Linked DNA regions of Mus musculus: all the other regions are linked to region 2. Evidence: chromatin loops called from intact Hi-C (ENCODE). Cell type or tissue: left cerebral cortex. All regions are shown on one strand. Region 1 overlaps Kcne1 (potassium voltage-gated channel, Isk-related subfamily, member 1). Region 2 has its middle 13 kb from the start of Gm30695. Region 3 overlaps Smim11 (small integral membrane protein 11).

Region 1 (2,500 bases), 1.2 Mb before region 2:
TGTGTGAGATCAGATGTTACAGTGTAACGGGCAGTGACATTTTGTGGCTCAGTTCATTTCTTACTTGCCTCTTCCCCTCTGCCCTTTAAATTGAGAGGCGGAGACAAGAGGAAGAGATAAGGAGTCTGCAGTGGCCAGAGAGGGTGAGGCCCTACTCTCCGAGGACAGAGAGCTCCAAAGCCTGAGGTCTCCCTGCCTTAAAAGGCACAGGAATTCCTGTGGAGAAAGGAGGTCTGTATGCCAGGAATATCAAGGTCACCATGTCACAAGCTAGTCATGAGCACTCTCTCCAAACCTTCCCGTCAGTCTGTGCGACAAGCGTCTGTCACGGATGCAGCAGCCACAGCTCGGGCCAGCGGCTTGTGACCTCTCAAGACAGCAGGAAAAGTGTCCACGGGCACCTCGGGGTGGGGAGGATTTGGGCATTCATGGGAATTCAAAGGATTCTGGGACCCAAATAATTCAAGGAGAGTAGCAATTCGGAGGGTGATCCATGACAGGGTTCTGATGTGGAGAGTCCTGCCTCCCACCCCCAACACACACACACACACACTCACACACACATACACACACACACACACACACACACACACACACACACACTCACACACACATACACACACACACACTCACACACACACACACTCACACACACATACACACACACACACACACACACATACACACACACACACACACACACACACACACACACACACACACACATACACACACACACACACACACACACACACACACACACACACACACAAAGGATCCCTGCCTTATAGGAAATGAGAGCTTGAGTCAGACCGAGTCAAATGTGTCTACTGAGAACAGTCAGTGCTGTGGGGGTTGCTTTTAATTAGATTGTATTGTGTATTTAAATCTTCTTTATTATTGTTTTATAGTGTATGGTATGTGTGCGTGTACACACTGTATATCATGTGGAGAACGGAGGACAATTCTCTGAAGTCTGTCTTCTCCTTCCACCCACCATGGGTTCTGGGGATCAAACTGCAGTCACCTCTCTGTGCCAGGCCATCTTGCTAAGCCCGGTGTTCAGCTTTCCAAAACTTGTGTCTCAGTGAGTGTTCCATACTCTCCAGGAGTGCCTGGCAGGTGAGCTTTCAAAGTACCATGGTGCGAAGGATCCTTGTGTCTTCAGGAGGCAGCCGGAGAAGGCTGATCCACAGGACAGTGATTCCCCATGCTCCTAGGGAACGTAGCCTGAGGAGCCTTTGCTGCCAACTGCAGCTCTGGTGCCCCCTCTCCGCTCCACTCCCATGGTTCCTTCTGGCTGGGGGGAGTGGGGGAGGGGCAGCAGATACTGCATTGGCTGTCTAGACTGCTTTATCAAAGTCTCCCAAGCAACAGGCGGGCATTGTCCCATGTTCTCAAAGCTGGAGTTGGAAACAAGGGCTTGGGAGGGCCTCATGTCCTTGGACGGTCACAGGAACAATTGTTCCTTTTTTGAGTCCAGTGGCCATCTGTCCTCCACTCTCCTTGGCTTTTGTCCTTGTCACTCCAGTCTCTGTCCTGGCATCTCACGGTGCTCTCCGTGTGTGTCCCTCTTAGAAAGTCACGAGTCCTACTACATAGAGTAGGACCCACTTCAGTTGGTCACTGAAACCTGGTTTCCAAACAAGGCGACATTCACTAGGACGGGGGCTTGGAGCCTCAGTGTGTCTTTAGGGACATAATTCATCTGACAAACCAGGCCCGACACCTCGAGGAAGGTGCCACCCCTGCCCCATGTGTTCCCAGTGCCCACACCCATACCTCTTCTGGGCCCTTTGGGGTGGGCGGGTAGCCACTTTCCCTCTGATGATAACTGCACACCTTGTTCATGGTCTCTATTCTGGAGGAGTCATTTTTTTTTCCTCCTCTGTCTCAGCCCTACAAGAAGCAATTTCTGTCCAGGTTGAACTGTAAGGGGCATCAGGAGGGAGTATACATGAGGGTGGGAAGAGTGGAGGGGGGAGAGTATACGTGGGGGTCAGGAGTGTTTGGAAAAGGAATGCAGAAAAGGTGTGTAATAACGGAGGAGTGGGAGTCAGGAGGACAGAGGGCAGAATCCCGGCTGTGACCACAACAAGGACAGAGGTGACACTGTTTAGATATTGATTCCATGGCTTTAGCAGAGACCAAAATAAGCAGTGGCTGCAGGGACTGTGGTGATAGGCTCTTTCTTATGAACCGGTCAGGTGGGCAGTACAGGAAGATGAGGATCCTGCCTCCTCAGTACCACTGAGAGTGAGTCACTGCCTCCATCAAAGCTGCCTCAAGTCTGTCAGTGCTGTTAAGTGGGACAGGGAGCACAGAGAGCACACCCTTCCCAGGACAGGGAGGATGGAGAGCACACCCTTTCCAGGATAGGGAGTATGGAGAGCACAACCTTCCCAGGACAGGGAGGACAGGGAGCACACTCTTCCCAGGACAGGGAGTATGGAGAGCACAACCTTCCCAGGATAGGGAGGATGGAGAGCACAACCCTCCC
Region 2 (2,500 bases):
GGCAAACAGGGCCATGCACTATAATTTACTGTAGCTTCAGATGCTGATATGTTAGAGAGAGATGAAGTACTGGACTCACGTTTCAACCAAGGCAGTGTATGACGAGTGCCATGCATGGCTGTTGACTGTGAATGTGTTTGTGTGAGAGCCATGTGTGGCTGTTGACTGTAAGTGTTTTCATGTGAGAGCCACGCACAGCTGTTGACTGTGAATGTGTTCCTGTGAGAGCCCTGCATGGCTGTTGACTGTGAGTGTGTTTGTGTGAGAGCCATACATGGCTGTTGACTGTCAGTGTGTTTGTGTGAGAGCCGTAGATTCCAGACAGGAGCAGCAGCCTCACTGCCTTACCAATGCCTCAGCCATCCTGTGATGTGAACATCTTCACACCACAGAATTTCACATGTAAAGACATAGCACGGGATAGCCTGTGCCTGGGCACCAGACAGTCTCTGATACACTCCATCTTCATTATTAATTTACTCATGAGTGGGGTGAGTTGGAAAAGGCAGGGAAGATGCTATGTAGGAACCTGAAGTTCACCTTAAAGGGAAAAGCCGAATGTACGTGTCACACTAAAACCCTCCAGAGGGCTGGCGAGGAGCCTGCTGGTGAAGCTTGCCTCACACGCAACAAGACCCGAGTTCTAATCCCAGAAGCCACGTAAAAAGCCCAACATGGCAGAGTGCACTTATAATCCCAGTGCCCAGGAGGACGAGACAGGAGGGCCCTGGCAGCTTGCTGGCTGGTCAGTCTAGCTGAATCAGTAAGCTCTAGGACCAGCGGGAGACCCTGTCTCAAAAAATAAGTCTGCTGAGATGACCTAGCAGGTCAGAATGCTTGCCATCAAGCCTCATGACTTGAGTTAAATCAATAAATAAGAGTTAAAAATAAAGTTGGGAACAATTGAGGAAGATACCCAACATGGACGGCTGGCCTCTGCATGCAAGTGTACCAAAACACACACACACACACACACACACACACACACACACACACACACACATACACCACACCCCCCTTTAAGCATCTGAAGCACACAAATAATAGTAGGAACTGTAATACTACATGTGCTAATTCCTACGTAAACCGTGAGAACACAGCCCGCCTACGTGTCTCGTTTCTACACCCAGAAGAACGCAGAGCCCATTTCAACACCCAGGGCCCTATTAACTTTGATAGAGCATTTTCGCCATCTAGTGGTAGCTTTGAGAGTTGTCTCCAAAATGCACATCCACTGTGAACTTAAGAGACCTCCAAACTGATGCTCAGCTGGTGCCAGATTTTTGTAATTTTGAAGGGAGGAAAACTAGTATATCATTTAAAAGCTGAGTGACTTCGAAACAAAAATAAACCAAATCAATATTTTCATCTTTAAAATATTCCCAGACAAGTAAATGTCACTAATTCTCAGAAATATTTTTAAGTGTGTCATAGTGTGTCATCTCGGAGACAGAGCACAGCAGGAAACCGAAGTCAAGGGTCAAAGAAGGGAACAGTAGGATGCAAAGGTCATTGTCACATCTCATAGGAGCCAGAAAAGAGGATTACATAATTATATTGAAAATATATATGCACACATATAAGAAATATATACATGCAATCTAAGATTAAAAGTGTTATCCCTGAAAAAATATTATCTGAGATAAAATGTTAAATTCATCTAAAGATAGACTGGATGCACCAAACTCAGATGTAGCTAGGTAATTGTGTTGATAAAAAAACATCTCTCTTTAGTACCCAGAGACGGGGCTCCAAGTGCTCGCTGCTCCTGCAGAGAAGTGGAATGTGTTGCTCAGCCTGAGGGATGACGTCAGCTAGTTCCAGGGATCAAACGCCCTCCTCTAGATGTTGCAGTCACTGCACATATTGGGGCACATACGTATGTGCAGGCAAGACACCATACATATAAATACAAATACATCTTTTAGAAATATTTTTTCAATCACATTTTTTGTCTTCGTATCTTTTTTTTTTTTAAGACAATGTCACTGTGTAACCCTGGCTGGCCTAGAACTCTCTATGCCAACCAGGAACTCACAAGAGATGTGTCTGCTCCTGAGTGCTAGGATTGATGAAAGGTGTGGGTGTGTGCCACCAGGCCTGACCTTTCTCCAATACCTTTCTTTTTCCAGTATAATGATCTTGTGTCTCTATTTCTCAAGCACTTTAGCTGTTCTCTTCCTTTCCATAATAATGTCATGGGAAATGCCCAGTTTCACTTGTTAATCTGACACACACTTGCCAAACGGCTCCTACATGCCAGGCATTGGAACGCCACAGGGTCTGGAAAGTGCCCTGTTCTGATGGGCATCCTGTAACTGGGAGGACAAGTGGCCCAGAAGCAAATATGTCACAAGTGATCCCCACAGGGCAGACCATTGTCTCACCTGATTCCCTGAGCACTGTGCGATGTGTCTTATTCCATCACACAGAGGATGAAAGCTCAGCCTAAGAACAGTGATGGGATCCAAAGTCAGATCTGGCTTCTCCAGGTTCCACC
Region 3 (2,500 bases), 1.2 Mb before region 2:
ACTGCTGTCTGCATTCTCTCTCCCTCTCTCCATCCCGCCTTCCCTCCCTCTCCCCCTTCCTATCTACCTCCCCTCCCCTCCATCCCCACCCCATCCCCAACACAGAACACGCTATGAGAACACTTTTTCAAGCCTTCCTTTCTCTGCCACATTCTGGTTGTGGAGTTATGATAAAATTCAGGGTGCATGTGCATGCCCACATCAACGGTAACACTGCTGTAGGGGACAGTCCTCAGCAAAGGGGGCATCAGTAGAAGCCTCGGCCAGCGTGTCCCCACTTGCCAGCATGCTTCTTCATGCGTAGCTTGTTTCCATGTTGACTGTGTAACATCAGGGAAGCTGTGTCCTTGTCTATGACAGAACCAAGAAGGCTGGACCCTGTGCCAGCCTAGGAGGGTTCCTGAAGGGAGGGTGAGAGCCATGGAATATCACAGTAGCTCAGTCTAGAAAGAACTCATAGCTATCAGTCTTGTAGAGGCATGGTGGCTCACATCTGTAATCCTAGGAGGCTGAGATTGGAGGACTGCCGATAGTCATAGGCTAGCCTGGGCTACTAGCTACTTCTGGACCAGCCTGATGCTTTCCCATCTGAGAGGAAACAATGGTGAGCTTCCTAGCTCAGTACCTAAGAGACCAAGGTGCTTAGAGGCTTAACTTTCTCACCTTAAGAGGCAGGAACCAGCCCTGGCGTGCTGGGAAGTGCTGGGGCCCACTGCAGATGGCCACACAGAAAGTTTTCGGGAGTGTGTAGCTTGTCTGCCACCCTTGCCCACTGGGTAGAACATGAACTTTAAAGAAATTGCTTATATTAAAATTTTAACTATGATTGCTGGATGGTCCCAACCATTGTGTGGGAACCAGGGGAGGGTTCACATAGCATCAGGGATTCAAGTACAGAATGGTCCTCAGCTCACAGAGGGCAGATGTCAAACAGGTGAAAGGCTGTGTTCCCTGGAACTCCCTATCCCGCAAGGAGGGTGCTCCAGCCTTTGCCCGGGAGCCACTTCCTCTCCGACGACCCCACTCTGGCCTGGGGCTGGCCTGGAGCAGAGATGAGAAGAGGCCAAGGCTTTGGGTCCTCTGGCTCTGCTTAGATGGTGCTCACACCTGACCCTGGACTATAAGCAAGTCTCAAGTCTCAGTTAAGCCCTCCGTGCCGCCTCCTGCCAGTGGCCCCACCCCTTCTCAAACCTTTGTCTGCTACTCACTTTGCAGAGTTAGGACACAGCCAGCTCTGAGCATGCCGAACCTCAGACTCAAGGCCGGGGACCCCACCTCCCACCATGCCCATCACTATACAGATGACCCAAGGGCTGGGCTCAACCCAGTGCTTTCCTGAGAACAGGATGCTTCTTTTACTGTGCAAGTGCACTCTTCTGCCACTAGAGGGAGATGGCCGATCACCCACTGGTGCCGTCAGTAAATGAACCCTGGGGGTGGGGAGCTGTATTTTAAATAGTTGTGGAAGCAGTGGCTAGAAGTTAGTAGGCAGACAGGATGGTGCAGCCCACAGCCAGAGTCCGCAGCTGGGCGCAGTGAGGAAATAGCACAGTTACCCCTGGGTGTCCGTAAGATGTCACCATGCTCCCCCATGAGAAGTCCCCAGCATCCCTCAGGCAGCCCCCTGTTAATCTCACACACACCCCTGACCCTGCAAAGCCCAAGATGAAAGGAAGAGAGGGAAAGGGCCAGAGAACACCTGGTCTCCACAGGTCAGACTAGAGGCCAGCATTAAACGGCTGTCATAGCTTCTGAGTTTATTGTTGGGGAGTTTCCCTTAGTGATCTGTGATGAAAAGACCTTTGTGCCCCCAACAAAGCTAGGGCCCTGGGCCCTGGTGCCTGAGGTCCACCACGTGCACTTCTTTCTTTTTCTTTCTTCTTCATTTATTATATGTGAGTACACTGTAGCTGTCTTCAGACACCCCAGCAGAGGGCATCAGATCCATTTACAGATGGTTGTGAGCCACCATGTGGTTGCTGGGATTTGAACTCAGGACCTCTGGAAGAGCAGCCGGTGCTCTTAACCGCTGACCCATCTCTCCAGCCCCCATCACATGCACTTCTAACTTTAGTGCCTGACAGTCTGATGACATCTCTGTGGACTCCTGGCCCAACCTAATGCCACCTGGTGTGAGGAGCCAAGAAGAGATGGGCACAGGGCTCCCTGGTAGAAAGTCTTGGATTCTGGGGTAGTGACAGCTCTGGAATTTTGGTTTCTTTTTAAAAGTTATATTATAACATGCTTTCATGTTAATCCCGGGTGTGGGGATGTAGGGCTCCCTCAGATTCTCCGAAGCGGCTGACTATGATTTGCCTCGTGCTCTAGCAGAGGCGTGGTTTTGCCAGCTGCAGATAGTTTCTGTGATTTCATGATATTTGGAATTCTGGGAACTTTTCAGAGGGGATGTAAACGCTAGGACCCCAAGAGGCAAGGTGGAAGGTTGCTGGTCATTTAGAAAGGTTGGTTGCAGTATATTAGTGGTCAAAGAAGAAACAAA

Evidence for each region. Hi-C counts contacts between places; a loop is a spot of excess contacts. Peaks named below come from ENCODE experiments on the same cell type or tissue, not always from the same donor. Only the 100,000 strongest peaks of a DNase experiment are listed, where the experiment ranks them.
Region 1: a loop joins it to region 2, with 4 times the contacts of the local background. A loop is called at or near these places in 4 of 42 quality-filtered maps.
Region 3: it touches region 2 in a loop (4-fold over the local background); 6 of 42 quality-filtered maps call a loop at or near these places.

Annotation. Positions count from the first base shown.
Region 1 is chr16:92,345,156-92,347,655 of GRCm38, forward strand. Kcne1 (potassium voltage-gated channel, Isk-related subfamily, member 1) reads right to left here. Exons shown (of 2, transcript NM_001362456.1): 2 at 846-2,500. Among named protein-coding and RNA genes, the nearest start is that of Gm30163, 11 kb to the right of the region's middle. RefSeq lists an enhancer at 1-492. In left cerebral cortex, no CTCF peak of the experiment used is centred here; a DNase peak (open chromatin) is centred at 1,319.
Region 2 is chr16:93,542,744-93,545,243 of GRCm38, forward strand. No RefSeq gene overlaps it. Among named protein-coding and RNA genes, the nearest start is that of Gm30695, 13 kb to the left of the region's middle. In left cerebral cortex, a CTCF peak has its summit at 1,219 (motif pointing left); a DNase peak (open chromatin) is centred at 1,182.
Region 3 is chr16:92,313,041-92,315,540 of GRCm38, forward strand. It overlaps Smim11 (small integral membrane protein 11), which reads left to right. Exons shown (of 4, transcript NM_138743.2): 4 at 1. Among named protein-coding and RNA genes, the nearest start is that of 1700048M11Rik, 1.8 kb to the left of the region's middle. In left cerebral cortex, CTCF peaks have their summits at 1,369 (motif pointing right) and 1,959 (motif pointing right); DNase peaks (open chromatin) are centred at 1,403 and 1,958.